Linked DNA regions of Homo sapiens: region 2 is linked to region 1. Evidence: read pairs that join two places in POLR2A ChIA-PET (ENCODE). Cell type or tissue: IMR-90. All regions are shown on one strand.

Region 1 (8,000 bases):
TAACATATTTCTCAGTGAAGTGCAGAAGGGAAAAAATAAACTCTCAACATCTAAATTTTTGTGGATTATTTTCCTCTTTGCTCCATTTTCTCTTTAACCCTTTCATACTGTTTCAACTCTCTTCCTTCTCTTATTTATTCCCTCATCTCTGCTACAAGTTCTTTTTGCTCTTACTCTTCTCAGTCTTAAAGGCCAGAACAATGCCCTTTCATTTCATTTCCAACAGGAAACAAAATGTATCAGGGACTAGGAAATCTAGCTCACACCCACAGCAGCAGCTGCTACTATCACCAACAATCAACAAAATCCACAAGTATCCAAGCAATTATTCAATACCTACTGTAGATGAAATAGTGTGACAAGAATGATGGAGGAGATAAGGTACAAGACAGTTATTGCTCTCCAAGAACTGACAATCTAGTTGGAGAGATCATGCCAAAATGTGTGAACAGGTAAAACATAAAGCAGTCAGAAGACTGCAGTACATAACCTAAAAAAATAAACGAGCTGTATTCTTTGGACACAGACCAAAGAAGGCATGGCCACTGTGCTCTAGGGTCTCTCAAGGAAACTCACTCAGAGAAAGCATGAGCTAGACTCTGAGGACTCCTAAGGGCAGTAAGAGATGAGGCGGCGAAGGGAAAGCTTTCCAGGAGGCTGACCATGTATAAGAAGGAAGAATGTAAAACAGTAAATTTTATGTTACATATATTTTACCACAATTAAAAAACAAAAAAAAAAAGGAAGGAAGGAAGGACGGACGGACGGACGGACAGGTGCTTGGGCCCCTCAGCTGTCTCTAGCAGGGCAGAAAAAGCCAGCACAGAGGCTTGACAATCTGAGAATTCTTGTGTATAGACAGGAACATCCTCATGAACTTGGTCAACTGACACTGTCCAGAGCATGGTTACACACTACATAATTCCTAATATTATTTTTTCTAACCTAACATTATGAACATATCCTTTTCTTATTTTAAATACCAACATTGTATATAACCTGACAGTATGACTAAAGCAAAAGAAAACTATTGATCAACAAGGGAGAGGTGTGCATGGTGAGGAAGAGAAACCCGATTATTGTTTTCTACCAGGGAAATGCCCTCTGGAGGCAGGGGTCCAGCAGCTTTGTTATAGCCATAGTGCAGAAATCCCAAACCCAGAGGATCCATAGGTCCTCATTCTTCAGAGTTTTCTGCTCAGCACAAGACAGGAAGTCTACAATCACTTCTAGAAATTAGTCACACAAAAAAAAAAACAACTTAGCTTTCAGCTTCCAGCCAGTTGCTAATAAAGACCTGAGTATCTAAATTCAAGGTATTAGCCTTTGCCAACCATCTGGGGAAAAAAAAAAAAATCCCTAAACTAGTAGATAAAGCAAATTTTATAGAAATCATACAAGGCACACCTTAGTTATTTCTGTTTAAGTTCCAATAAAATTTATTTGGTTGACATCATGCCAAGGTGCCCTTTTGACCTCCAATTTAATCAGAAACAAAATCCAAGTAACAATTCATGAAAAAAGATTAGTGAAAACACTAAAGAGAAATATTTCCAATTTCCCATAATGGCCAGTGTTAGAGAAGGAAACATGCTTGTTGGGAAACTGTCAAAATGATCATAAAAAATGTAAATAGGATAATAACTGGCCTAAGGTACAAGACATCCAAAGGTATGTTTTAGCTTATGTGTTAAATAAAATGCTTGCTGATGGGGTAATCAACTTTGTTCATTCTTTACAATTTCCATACTAACACCCCCTAAATCAATGAAATACAAGCATAAGAAAGAATTATTATTAAAATCAGTACATGAAACAAATGAGCTCATTAGCCCAAAGGCAATGACTATTCAGGGCAAACCAGAGGGATCTGTATACTCTCAAGACATTTATCAGTCACTCACAGTCGTACAGAAGATGGTGATTCTGATGCTTATTGTATCAACCTCATAAAATTCTGAAAACTCACTTCCTGAAACGTGCAAAGTTGTGCAATTCTGCTACTACACATTTCTGGTATGGTACATCTTTCTTGAATCTGTCCCACCCCTACTTTCTAATTCTTACTAATTTGGGAATCTGAGGACCTTAGACATGCATATATTAGAAAACAAAGTAAATGTAACAAAATGTCCAAATGATGTTGACATACACTTAAATTTGGTTTCAAGCTACAAGGCCATTCAATTAGTCTGGAGGAGACATTAATTAACAACAGCTCATCCTTAGATTTAACTGGGGGGGATTACACTGGAGTTTACAACACTGCTCACCTTTAGGACAGAAGCTAAGCTGGTCATGTGCTCATTGAGGGCACCCTCAGATTCCTTGTAGGTCAAGCAAGTGAACTGGTACTCCTCGGGATCAAAGGCATCAGCCCCCTGCTGCTCCACATCGCTGGCTACTCCCACGTAATAGTCCTCTATGTCCCCAGGGTCGTCTTCTTCTTCTTCTTCCTCTTCCTCACAATTTGGGTCATAGTCCTCTTCATTGCTGTCAGACCCCTGGCTATTCATGTCCACTGACATCTTAGCATCCAGCCAAGTTGCAGATCAGGAAAGCAGTTGCTTTTTCCCCCTCCCCCCAAAACTACCGCTTTCTCAAATGCATTAGTATTTTTGTCTTCTAAGGGAGGAAAAAAAAAATAAGTGTTACTTTTTCCCCATGACAAGTTGTAACAGAAACCATTCAAGAATCAAAATGGGACAGTCCTGGCCCTAATCTCACTACAGCCTATTCCAACTCTGGTATCACATGGGGAATCTTACTATCATCCCCCTGGCCCAGGCTTATAAAAGGGAAATCCTTCCCTGGAGAGACAGAAGCAGCTAATAAATGGTAACTTCACATGAAAGGCCTGGCATGACAGGGCAAGGCTGTCTGCTCTATGTCAGAAAGTCAAATTCCAATGAACTTGTTATTCTTGCCAAAGTCCTTAAGGGAGAAGCACATCCCCACAGCTGGCAGCCCAGAGGGGAGGCAACATAAAGGTTTAACTACCAAAGTTTAAAATTTTGCTTATCATGCCCCGTTAGTATTGATACAGACAGTACATAAATAGGAACACTTCCTGCTGTAATATGTAGAAAAAGAAAACCACTGTTTCACAGACATTACTTTTAGGTGTCTGAAAAATAGGTGCATAGTTGGTAAAGAAAAAAAAAACACACATAGGTGTTCAACATCCTCCTCTAGTCTGCAAAGTTGACTGATTTTTCAGGTTTAAAGAGTTCTACTGGCCGGGTGTGGTGACTCATGCCTGTAATCCCAGCACTGTGGGAGGCTAAGGTGGGTGGATCACTTGAGGTCAGGAGTTCAAGACCAGACTGGCCAACATGGCGAAACCCCATCTCTACTAAAAATACAAAATTAGCCAGGTGTGGTGATATGCACCTGTAATCCCAGCTACTCGGGACGCTGAGGCAGGAGAATCACTTTAACCCGGGAGGCAGAGTTTACAGTGAGCCAAGATTGCGCCACTGCACTCTAGCCTGGATGACAAGAGTGAAACTCCATTGGCCGGGTGCGGTGGCTCACGCCTGTAATCCCAGAATTTTGAGAGGCTGAGATGGGTGGGTCACCTGAGGTCAGGAGTTCGAGACCAGCCTGGCTAATATGGTGAAACCCTGTCTCTACTAAAAATACAAAAAAATTAAGCAGGCGTGGTGACAGGCACCTGTAATCCCAGCTACTTGGGAGGCTAAGACAGGAGAAACGCTTGAACCCAGGAGGCGGAGGTTATAGTGAGCTGAGATTGCGCCACTGCACTCCAGCCTGGGCAATAAAAGCGAAACTCCGTCACACACACACGTACACACATACACACACACACACACACACACACGAGGGAAACTCCATCTCAAAAAAGAAAAGCCCGCAAACAGCGAAATGTTACTTAATTACATATAAACGAAAAGAGAATACTAGTTGAGAAAGTGAAACAGTCACAAACCCTAACTTCAACTCACAGAAGATTGTGGCAAACACCCATTAACTTTTCTACACAACTACCATTTCAACTGATGAGCTGAAAGGAACAATATCAACTAGCGATTTAAATCTAAAACTAGGCCAGGTGCGGTGGCTCACGCCTGTAATCCCAGCACTTTGGGAAGCCAAGGCGGGTGGATCACGAGGTCAGGAGATCAAGAGCATCCTGGCCAACGTGGTGAAACCCCATCTCTACTAAAAATACAAAAATTAGCTATACGTGGTGGTGCGTGCGTGTAATCCCCAGCTACTCAGGTGGCTGAGGCAGGAGAATCACTTGAACGAGGGAGTCGGAGGTTGCAGTGAGCCGAGATCCCGCCACTGTACTGCAGCCTGGCAACAGAGTGAGACTCCATCTCAAAAAAAAAAAAAAAATCTAAAACTAATAGAACCTTAAAGTGTAAGAGCATTTGGATTTAACAGTACATAAACAATTTATATAAACAAATCTTGATTAAATACAAAAGCAAATATAAAGTCTACTTGAAGTAGGTAATCTGTCTGAAAAAAAACAACCAACCATAATCTAAAACAAAGACTGAGGGTGTGGCTCACAACTATAATCCCAGAACTTTGGAAGGCTGAGATGAGAGGATCCCTTGAGGCCAGGAGGTCAAGATCCACCTGAACAACCTAGTGAGACCATGTCTCTACAACACATTTAAAAAAAAAAAAAAAGAAATCAGCTGGGCGCGGTGGCTCATGCCTGTAATCCCAGCACTTTGGGAGGCCGAGGCAGGTGGATCACGAGGTCGGGAGATCGAGACCATCCTGGCTAACATGGTGAAACCCCGTCTCTACTAAAAATACAAAAAATTAGCCGGGCATAGTGGCAGGCGCCTGCAGTCCCAACTACTGGGGAGGCTGAGGCAGGAGAATGGTGTGAACCCGGGAGGCGGAGCTTGCAGTGAGCCGAGATCGCGCCACTGCACTCCAGGCTGGGCGACAGAGCGAGACTCCGTCTCAAAAAAAAAAAAAGAAAAAAAGAAAAAAAATCCCGGCACTTTGGGAGACCAAGGTGGCCAGATCACCTGAGGCCAGGAGATTGAGGCCAGCCTAGCCAACATGGCAAAATCCCATCTCTACTAAAAATACAAAAATTAGGCTGGGCGCAGTGGCTCACACCTGTAATCCCAGCACTTTGGGAGGCCGAGGCAGGCAGATCACGAGGTCAGGAGATCCAGACCATCCTGGCTAACACGTGAAACCCCATCTCTACTAACAATACAAAAATTAGCTAGGCATGATGGCATGCACCTGTAATCCCAGCTACTCAGGAGGCTGAGGCAGGAGAACTGCTTGAACTCGGGAGACGGAGGTTGCAGTGAGCAGAGATTGCACCACTGCACTCCAGCCTGGGCAACAGAGCGAGACTCAATCTGAAAAAATAAAAAAATAAAAAATAAAAAATAAATTAGCTTGGCAGGGTGGTGCACACTTGCAATCCCAGCTACTTGGGAGGCTGAGGCAGGAGAATCACTTGAACCAGGGAGGAGGTTGCAGTGAGCCAAGATCATGCCACTGCACTCCAACCTGGGCAAGAGTGAGACACTGTCACACACACAAAAAATAAACAAATAAATAAAATAAGACAGGCATAGCGGTCATGCGTCTGTAGTCCTGGCTACATCGAAGAACTGCTTGGGCCTGGAAGGTCAAGGCTGCAGTGAGATCGTGCCACTGCACTCCAGCCTAGGCAACAGAGAGATTCTGTCTCCAAAAATAATAATAATAATAATAATAATTCAGGTAAATAATCTTCTACTTAAAAAAAAAAGGCCCACGTACAGTGGCTCACATCTGTATCAGTGGCTCACGCCTGTATCATAATCCCCACACTTTGGGAGGCTGAGGCTGGAGGATCATTCAAAACCAGGAGTTCCAAACCAGCCTGGGTAACATAGTGACACTCACGTCTACCAAAAGGAAAAAGAATTTGTAACCAGTCTAAAAGACTATGGAGTACTGAGACATAGTATCACTCTGTCACCCAGTCTGAGATATAAAAACATGATCATGGCCCACTGCAGCTTCCAACTCCTGAGCTCAACAGATCCTCCTGCCTCAGCCTCCTGAGTAACTGGGACTACAGGCATATGCCACCCCCATACCTAATTTTATTTTTTGTATAAACAGGGTTTTACTATGTTGCTCAGGCTGGTTTCAAACTCCTGGCCTCAAGCGATCCTCCTGCGTTGGCCTTACAAAACGCTGGGATTATAGGCAAGAGCCACTGTGCCCAGCCTACAGTCACATTTTTATATAATAAAAATATTGGCGAGGCGCGGTGGCTCACACCTGTAATCCCAGCACTTTGGGAGGCCGAGGCGGGTGGATCACCTAAGGTCGGGGGTTCAAGGCCAGCCTGACCAACATGGAGAAACCCCGTCTCTACTAAAAACACAAAATTAGCTGGGCGTGGTGGCACATGCCTGTAATCCCAGCTACTCAGGAGGTTGAAGCAGGAGAATGGATTGAACCCCGGAGGCAAAGACTGCAGTGAGACAAGATTGCATCATTACACTCCAACCTGGGCAACAAGAGGGAAACTCTATCTTAAAAAAAAAAAAAAACACTCACTATATCTAAGTTGATATGTTAACTATAAATGCTCCCATTTCTAAAAATTAAAAAAAAAACCCTATTAATTGTGGGGCAATAAAAATAATGTTTGCAGTCTGACCTTTTTTTTTTTTTGAGACAGAGTCTCACTCTGTCACCCTGGCTGGAATGCAGTGGCACGATCTCAGCTCACTGCAACCTCTGCCTTCCGGGTTCAAGCAATTCTCCTGCCTCAGTCTCTCAGTAGCTGGGATTACAAGCACATGCCACAATGCCCAGCTAATTTTTTTTGTATTTTTAATAGAGATAAGGTTTCTTTTTTTTTTTTGAGACGGAGTCTCGCTCTGTCGCCCAGGCTGGAGTGCAGTGGCGGGATCTCGGCTCACTGCAAGCTCTGCCTCCCGGGTTCACGCCATTCTCCTGCCTCAGCCTCCCAAGTAGCTGGGACTACAGGCGCCCGCCACTACGCCCGGCTAATTTTTTGTATTTTCAGTAGAGACGGGGTTTCACCGTTTTAGCCGGGATGGTCTCGATCTCCTGACCTCGTGATCCGCCCACCTCAGCCTCCCAAAGTGCTGGGATTACAGATGCAAGCCACTGTGCCTGGCCAGCAGTTTGACTTTTAACAAACTCTTCTGTATGGTAGAGCCACATAATCACAACTAAACTTAACGATGGTGTTTTTTCTTTAGGAGAAAAAGTTAATCTTTAAATTAAAGATACCTGTAATTCTTGGAGATCTCTCAGGCAGATGTCACCCAAGTATTCTACATAATATGATTTCCATCTAAAATGAAAAGAATTATATTTATATTTTTAAAGCTGGTATACTGCTTTTGCAAGTTTATTTTTTTTTTAAAGCAAAGGTATTTTAAAGGACAAGTAACAAGGGACAGAGTAACTATTAAATTAATTATCTTCTTTTAAAGTGCCAACAAAAAAAATCCATGACATAATTATATTGACAAGAGTTACATGACCTTCTAAAAAAAGAAAGTATTCAGCTGGGTGTTGTGGCTCACGCCTGTAATCCCAGCACTTTGGGAGGCCAAGGCAGGTGGATCACCTGAGGTCAGGAGTTCGAGCACCTGTAATCCCAGCTACTCGGAAGGCTGAGGCAGGAGAATCACTCCAACCAGGGAGGCAGAGGTTGCAGTGAGGTGAGATCGCGCCACTGCACTTGAGCCTGGGTGACAAGAAAATTCGTCTCAAAAAAAAAAAAAAGAAAGTAATCTAAGTAAACAGGTAGCAATAATTTAATCTCAATTCTCTCTCTCAGTTTGAAAGACCACTTCTTTTTTTTGTTTGTTTGAGACAGGGCCTCCCTCTGTCACCCAGGTTGGAGTGCAGTGTTGCCATCTCAGCTCACTGTAACCTCCACCTCACCCAGCTGAAAGCCTGCTTCTTTACTCCAGTATTTCTGTCCTTCAGATTCTCAACTACCACAA
Region 2 (8,000 bases), 320 kb after region 1:
ATGAGCATCGCTTGAACCCGGGAGGCAGAGGTTGCTGATAAGATTGCGCCATTGCACTCCAACCTGGGCAACAAGAGCGAAACTCGGTCTCAAAAATAAAAAAGGTCGGGCGTGGTAGCTCATGCCTGTAATCCCAGCACTTTGGCAGATCACGAGGTCAAGAGATCGAGACCATCCTGGCCAACATGGTGAAATCCCATCTCTACTAAAACTACAAAAATTAGCTGGGTGTGGTGGCACATGCCTTAGTCCCAGCTACTTGGGAGCCTGAGGCAGGAGAATCGCTTGAACCCAGGAGGCGGATGTTGCAGTGAGCCAAGATCATGCCACTGCACTCCAGCCTGGCAACAGAGCGAGACTCCATCTCAAAAAAAAAAAAAAAAGAGATCACGTCCAGGGGCGGTGGCTCACATCTGTAGTCCCAGCACTTTGGGAGGCCAAGGCAGGAGGCTCACTTGAGCCTGGAGTTTGAGACCAGCCTGGGCCACATAGTGAAATCCTGTCTCTACAAAAAATATAAAAGTTAGCTGGGTATGATGGTGTGCACCTGTGTTCCCAGCTACTCAGGAGCCTGAGGTAGAAGGATCACTTGAGCCAGGGCATGGTGGCGTGTGGCGTCCCAGCTACTTGGAAGGCTGAGGCAGGAGAATTGCTTGAATCCAGGAGGCTGAGGTTGCAGTGAGCCAAGATCACGCCACTGCACTTCAGCCTGGGTGACAGAATGAGACTCTGTCAAAAATTAGCGATGTTGGCATGTGCCTGCAGTTCCAGCTACTCGGGAGGCCGAGGCAGGAGAATTGCTTGAACCTGGGAGATGGAGGTTGCAGTGAGCAGAGATCCTGCCACTGCACTCCAGCCTGGGTGACAGAATGAGACTCTGTCTCAAAAAAGAAAGAAAAAAATAGAGATCATAAGACTGAGAGAATGAACCCTTTGTAGCAATAAGATACCAAAGTATAAACAAGACATTAAGGCCATGCCAGGCAAGAGTTAAGCCGTTCACCAAAGAATAAACTATGTTCTAACTGCTGCAAGGTTTTTCTTTTTCTCCAGCAGCTAAACAAGCACTGGCCTTGAGATAAGCAATATAGAAACAATTGCAGTTCATCCATCACCAGACACTGACCCCACAAGCCATAACTATAGCTTTGATTGCACAAGAGATGGATTTTGGTGACTTTTTCCTAATAAGAGACCACTGACCAGGGACTGGCTTCAGTTGGTTTATGGAACCTGTGCACTGAGTGCTTTTGTATCCTTCATTTTGACATATGGTGCTAATTGTATTTCTTTTCTTTTTTTTTTTTTTTTTTGAGATGGAGTCTCCCTCTGTAGCCCAGGCTGGAGTGCAGTGGTGCGATCTTGGCTCACTGCAACCTCCGCTTCCCGGTTTCAAGTGATTCTCCTTCCTCACCCTCCTGAGTAGCTGGGACTACAGGCATACGCCACCACGCCCAGCTAATTTTTGTATTTTTAGTAGAGACGGGGTTTTACTGTGTTGGCCAGGATGGTCTTGATCTTCTGACCTCGTGAGCCACCCACCTCGGCTTCCCAAAGTGCTGAGATTATAGGCGTGAGCCACCGCACCCGGCCTGTAATGTATTTCAATGTTAAGTCTCCACCCCAAAGTGAACATGGGTCATATACAACACACATGTTTATTCAGTATACTTGCATTAGGACCCCCTTCATGAGTATCTATAGCTCTTCCTGTAACCTGTTGAATATGGTATTTTTTGTTTTTGTTTTTTCTTTTTTGAGACAGAGTCTCGCTCTGTCACCCAGGCTGGAGTGCAGTGGCGCGATCTCGGCTCACTGCAACCTCCGCCTCCCAGGTTCAAGCGATTCTTCTGCCTCAGCTTCCCGAGTAGCTGGGATTATAGGCACATGCCATCATGCCTGGCAGATTTTTTGTATTTTTAGTAGAGACGGGGTTTCACCATGTTAGCCAGGATGGTCTCAATCTCCTGACCTTGTGATCCGCCCACCTCGGCCTCCCAAAGTTTGGGATTACAGGTGTGAGCCACCGTGCCCGGCCGAATATGTATGTTTAGCCAAGCCATTCGACATAAAGCTCCTGCCTCTTTTTAAGGGTCTGTCTCTGGTTTTGACCAGAAGCCCACCTCCCAGCCTGCAGGTTGTAACCCTTTATAAGAAATAAAGTCAGCCTGGCACGGTGGCTCATGACTGTAATCCCAGCACTTTGGGAGGCTGAGGTAGGAGGATCACTTGAGCTCAGGAGTTTAAGATCAGCCTGGGCAACATAATGAGACCCCCGTCTCCACAAAAAATAAAAAAAAATTAGCTGGGTGTGGTGTGAGAGCCTGTGGTCATGGCATCTGGCATGATTTTTATAAAGATAGTTTTATTTTAAGTATAAGAGTAGTTTTTGGGTAAGGTGTGGTGGCTCACCCCTGTAATCCTAGCACTTTGGGAGGCTGAGGTGGGTGGATTGCTTGAGGCCAGGAGTTTGATATCAGCCTGGCCAACATGGTAAAAAATGCAATGATCCTAGCCCTTGCCTCTTCCTGTACTTAAGATACTGTCTGACAGGATTAATGATTATGCTTCTGTGACCTATAAACAGATGTACTCTTGCACCCAAACCTTGATGAGATTTATGCTCTAATGTAACTTCTGAGCACATTTGATGTAATTTCTGAGCACATGGAGAGCCGCCACCACCAGTGTATAAACTGTCGGAAACACTGCTTTGGAGCAGTCTAGCAGAAACTCCCTGAAAGGCTCTCCCGGGTTGCAATTCTTGGTAAGACTTCTGAATAGAACTAACTTTAAATATTTAAAAGCTTGTTTTTTTTTTTCTTTAGTTGACATAACAAAGCATACCTTAGAAGTCTTTTTTTTTTTTTTTTTTTTTTTTTGAGACGGAGTTTCGCTCTTGTTGCCCAGGCTGGAAATGGCGCGATCTCGGCTCACCGCAACCTCCGCCTCCCGGGTTCAAGTGATTCTCCTGCCTCAGCCTCTGGAGTAGCTAGGATTACAGGCATGCGCCACCACGCCCGTCTACTTTTGTATTTTTAGTAGAGACGGGGTTTCTCCATGTCGGTCAGGCTGGTCTCAAATTCCCGACCTCAGGTGATCCGCCCACCTCGGCCTTCCAAAGTGCTGGGATTACAGGCATGAGCCACTGCACCCAGCCAGAATTCTTTTTCCTCTTACAGAAAAGGAAAGGTTTCACCATGTTGGCCAGGCTGGTCTTGGACTCCTCGCCTCAAGTGATCCACCTGCCTCGGCCTCCCAAAGTGTTGGGATTACAGGAGTGAGCCACCGCTCCCGGCCTGTACTTAGTTCTTTTAAAGAGAAAACTGGCAGGGCGCAAAACTGGCCAACATGGAGAAACCTTGTCTCTTCTAAAGAAACAAAAATTACCGGGCATAATCCCAGCTACTCGGGAGGCTGAGGCAGGAGAATCGCTTGAAGCCGGGAGGCGGAGGTTGCAGTGAGCCGAGATCGCGCCATTGCACTCCAGCCTGGGCGACAGAGCGAGACCCTGTCTCAGAAAATAAAAAATAAATAAAGAGAAAAAAATACTGACTTTCAGCACCAACTTGTGGTCCCAGGTAAGTTTCCACGCTGGTACTTTAGCCCTGGGCTCGAACCTGCGGACACGCTGTGGCTGCAACTCCCCGCCCGCCAGACCTCAGTACGCAGCGCGGCTGGTGAGAAACATAATGCACTCTGACTTCCACGCGTGGAATGGGGAGATGGACTGCACGGCGGGCGGACCTGCTCGGGCTGATGGACGGCAGGTGGACTGATGTGCGCAGGGACTGGCGGCAGCGCGGTCAGAGCCAGTCAGCCAAAGCCAGGCCAGCACAATAGACTGTCCCGGTTCCCGCCAGGAGGCGGCCGAGCACCAACTGTACGGTACTGCGCCTGCGCCGCGACCGCCAACGCGCCCAGTCTACGCTTGCGCGGCGCAACAGGGCCGACTGCAGCTGGAAGATGGCGGCGTCCGTGGTCTGTCGGGCCGCTACCGCCGGGGCACAAGTGCTATTGCGCGCCCGCCGCTCGGTGAGGTGGTGGCGAGAGCGCGGGGCTTCGGGACAGGGCTTCGGGAAGCGGACAGGTGTGGGCTGTTAGCAGTGGCAGGTCGAGGTGGGGAGGACGCGGGGTCAGGGCCGTGGGAAGGTCACGGCGGAGGGCGGGGAAAGGTATCTCGCCGCTTGCCTAGGGGCGGGGTTCGGGGGTCCTCCTGAGGACCTGGGAGGTGGGGAGCGATCCCCTGACCGAGTCCTCACTCGCGGCTGTTCCCTTCCACAGCCGGCCCTGCTGCGGACGCCAGCCTTGCGGAGTACGGCAACCTTCGCTCAGGCGCTCCAGTTCGTGCCGGAGACGCAGGTTAGCCTGCTGGACAACGGCCTGCGTGTGGCCTCCGAGCAGTCCTCTCAGCCCACTTGCACGGTGAGTTGGGGACGCTTTTGGGGAGAGGGCCTCCAGGTTGGGCCTGCCGTCTTTTCCCTGGTTGGGGTGTGACCTTGGGCTCGAGTCTTCCCGTTTGTGGTTTGGGTTCGGACCCAGGACCACTCACCCCGAGAATGGCCCCATTCCCTACCCTAGCCACGCCTTGGCTTCACGGGACAATCTTCACTATAAGCCAACATTATTTAGCATATAATGCCCGTTAAGTAGGCGGCCAAATTCTTTTCCAGCCTTTTGTTAAGGAGCCCATATAAGGGAAGTGATCATGTCTCCTCTTATAATGCGGAAAATGGGATTCAGACACCTTAGGTGACTTGCAGGGGTCCAGGTCTGTCAGCCTCACTGCCCAAGGTCATAATCTCCAGGCTAGACCAGAAATACATTTTAGGAAGCAAATGCATTTTAACAGTACAATGAAATGTGTGATTTTCCAAAAAATACAAATTCTCTAAATTGACACAAGAAATCTTGAGTCACAGATAGATATATGAATAGGTGAGAAGATTCCCAAGAAATAATTATCTCCTCCTCCTTTCAGCCCCCAGCCCCAGGGCCAGATGTTTTTATTGACACATCCTTTTAGTTTTCCAGAAACAATGTCCTGCGATTTAAATTGTTACTAAGCATAGGAAAAGGTGGCCTGCAACTTCCTTGTTATATGTCACTTGTTATAGTAAAGAATGCTATATTACATGAACTCTAAAATGTGCTAGATTGTAAGGAGCTGTCTGTGCTCCAGTGCCAGAGAAAGAATCTCAAGAATCTTGCCAATTTTAATCAAAGGATACTATAGATTGTAAAATGCCTCTTGCATTCCAAGATGTTAGATGTGAAATACATGTTCATCTAAGATTGTGTGATATATGGTATATGCATTGACATCTCTTAGGAAAGCAAATATCACATGTTCTCACTTATCAGTGGGAGCTAAAAAATACGTACATACAGATGTAGAGAGTGGAATGATGGACAGTGAAGACTTGGAAGGATGAAGGGGTGGATGATGAGAAACTACTTAATGGGTCCAGGCCTGGAGGCTCACACCTGTAATCTCAGCACTTTGGGAGACCAAGGCAGGCGGATCAGCTGAGGCCAGGAGTTCAAGACCAGCCTGGCAAACATAGTGAAGCCCCATCTCTACTAAAAATACAAAAATTAGCCATGCATGGCACACGCCTGTAATCCCAGCTCCTGGGGAGACTGAGGCAAGAGAATCGCTTGAACCCGGGAGGCAGAGATTGCAGTGAGCCGAGATGGAGCCACTGCACTCCAGCCTGGGTGAGAGAGCGAGAGTCCATCTCAAAAAAAAAAAAAGAAATTACTTAATGGGTACAAGGTTTGTTATTCTGGTGATGGATAATTCAGAATCCCTGATTTGACTACTTGTGCATTCTGTGCCTGTAATGACATCACACTTGTGGGCGGGGCACAGTGGCTTACACCAGTAATTCCAGGGCTTTGAGAGGCCAAAGCAGGAGGATCGATTGAGCCCAGGAATAAGAGGTTGCAGTGAGCCATGATTATGTCACTGTACTCTGGCCTGGGTGACAGAGCAAGGCCCTCTGTCTTAAAAAAAAAAAAAAAGAAAAAAATGGAGTTTCAGGTGTGGATAGAAATTTCTAAAAATTGTGCTTGTACCCCATAAATTTATACAATAAAAAAAAGTCTTGGCTGGGCGCAGTGGCTCATGCCTATAATCCCAGCACTTTGGGAGACCGAGGCAGGCGGATCACGAGGTCAAGAGATTGAGACCATCCTGGCCAACATGGTGAAACCCCGCCTCTACTAAAAATACAAAAATTAGGCTAGACGCGGTGGCTCACGCCTGTAATCCCAGCACTTTGGGAGGCCGAGGCGGGCGAATCACAAGGTCAGGAGATTGAGACCATCCTGGCTAACACGGTGAAACCCCGTCTCTACTAAAAATACAAAAAATTAGCCGGGCGTGGTGGCGGGCGCCTGTAGTTCCAGCTACTCGGGAGGCTGAGGCAGGAGAATGCCATGAACCTGGGAGGCAGAGCTTGCAGTGAGCCAAGATCGCACCACTGCACTCCAGCCTGGGTGACAGAGCGAGACTCCGTCTCAAAAAAAAAACACACACACACAAAAAAACAAAAATTAGCTGGGCGTGGTGGTGCACGCCTGTAGTTCCAGCTACTCGGGAGGCTGAGGCGGGAGAATCACTTGAACCCAGGAAGCAGAGGTTGAGTGAGCCGACATCACACCACTGCACTCGTCTCGTGACAGAGTGAGACTCCATGTCAAAAAAAAAAAAAAGTACTTAGGAAAGTAGATGTGAAAAACTTAAATCAGCTGTGAACAAATAGTAAATTAAAAGACTAGACCGTGTGACCAAGTGGGGTGAGTGGTACGTGTTTCTTTTACATTTTTTTTTTTTTTTTGAGATGGAGTCTCTCTGTCACCCAGGCTGGAGTGCAGTGGCACGATCTTGGCTCACTACATCCTCTGCCTCTTGGGTTCAAGCAATTCTGCCTCAGCCTCCCAAGTAGCTAGGACTACAGGCACGTGCCACCACACCTGGCTAATTTTTGTATTTTTAGTAGAGACAGGGTTTCACTATATTGGCCAGGCTGGTCTCGAACTGCTGACCTCGTAATCCACCTGCCTTGGCCTCCCAAAGTGCTGGGATTACAGGTATAAGCCACCGCGCCCAGCCTGTGGTGCGTGTTTCACAGCAACCAGGAGGCTGTCAAGAAAATTAATATTACCTTATTGGGTGCCAAGGCAACACTGTTTGGTGTTCAGAGCTGATTAAAAACAACAACAAAAAAGATATTATAGGAACAATATTTAGTGTGATAAAATATACAGTCTAAACCAATAGTCCCTTCCTTAATGATGAAAGGATAAAATCATTGCCAGAACAAAGGCAGCGTGTAATTTTTAGAAAGGAAAAAATAAGTTGTTATTTGCAAATGATATGTTGTATGCTTAGACAAAAACAAATAATTAACTGAAAATTGAGAGTGAATTTAAGGATTTGTATGCTGGTGAGACCAGGTAAATGTGCACAGTTAGAAGTGTCCCTGTGGGTCCTTGATAGCCAATCAGGAGAGCAATGATGTGGTGTGACGAGTCATTCGGCTGCCCCTGTTTTCCAAGCATGACTGTGTCCCCAAGCACAGGGGTCCTGCTGGGGCAGCTCTCCCTGACTCCAGGATTCATAAGTCCCTGCCTGGGGCTTGTACTGAGTCACTCAGGTGGGGTGTGAGTAGGGGGCTGGGGAGTGGTTTGTTTGTAACCTTTTCTGGTGGCTTCTTGACCAGGTGGGAGTGTGGATTGATGTTGGCAGCCGTTTTGAGACTGAGAAGAATAATGGGGCAGGCTACTTTTTGGAGCATCTGGCTTTCAAGGTGAGGCTCTTAAAGTCTGTCTCCTCTGGGCTTAGGGCTGCCTGTTGTCCCTCCTGAGGATGAAGGTCAGAAAAATTAGCCTGATTATGGGCCTCAGTTGCGGGGCTGATGTCTGGCTGGCTTTCCTAAAAGGAGCCACATGAGCTTAACCTCTCCTGAGTGGGCACGTATCTGATGAGCCCC

What was found. Peaks named below come from ENCODE experiments on the same cell type or tissue, not always from the same donor. Only the 100,000 strongest peaks of a DNase experiment are listed, where the experiment ranks them.
Region 2: POLR2A ChIA-PET joins it to region 1 with 11 read pairs; 4 of 35 experiments call an interaction of 5 or more read pairs at or near these places.

Annotation. Positions count from the first base shown.
Region 1 is chr3:48,922,087-48,930,086 of GRCh38, reverse strand. It overlaps ARIH2 (ariadne RBR E3 ubiquitin protein ligase 2), which reads right to left. Exons shown (of 16, transcript NM_006321.4): 2 at 7,276-7,339; 3 at 2,274-2,625. The coding sequence starts at 2,528. Among named protein-coding and RNA genes, the nearest start is that of ARIH2OS, 6.7 kb to the right of the region's middle. RefSeq lists enhancers at 3,094-3,153, 4,927-5,427, 5,428-5,928, 7,931-8,000. In IMR-90, no CTCF peak of the experiment used is centred here; no DNase peak of the experiment used is centred here.
Region 2 is chr3:48,605,587-48,613,586 of GRCh38, reverse strand. It overlaps UQCRC1 (ubiquinol-cytochrome c reductase core protein 1), which reads left to right and starts at 3,941. Exons shown (of 13, transcript NM_003365.3): 1 at 3,941-4,035; 2 at 4,285-4,425; 3 at 7,731-7,817. The coding sequence starts at 3,967. RefSeq lists enhancers at 3,551-3,660, 3,357-3,871, 3,951-4,050 and a silencer at 4,221-4,320. In IMR-90, a CTCF peak has its summit at 3,863 (motif pointing right); a DNase peak (open chromatin) is centred at 3,876; H3K4me3 peaks cover 1,270 bases; H3K27ac peaks cover 2,838 bases.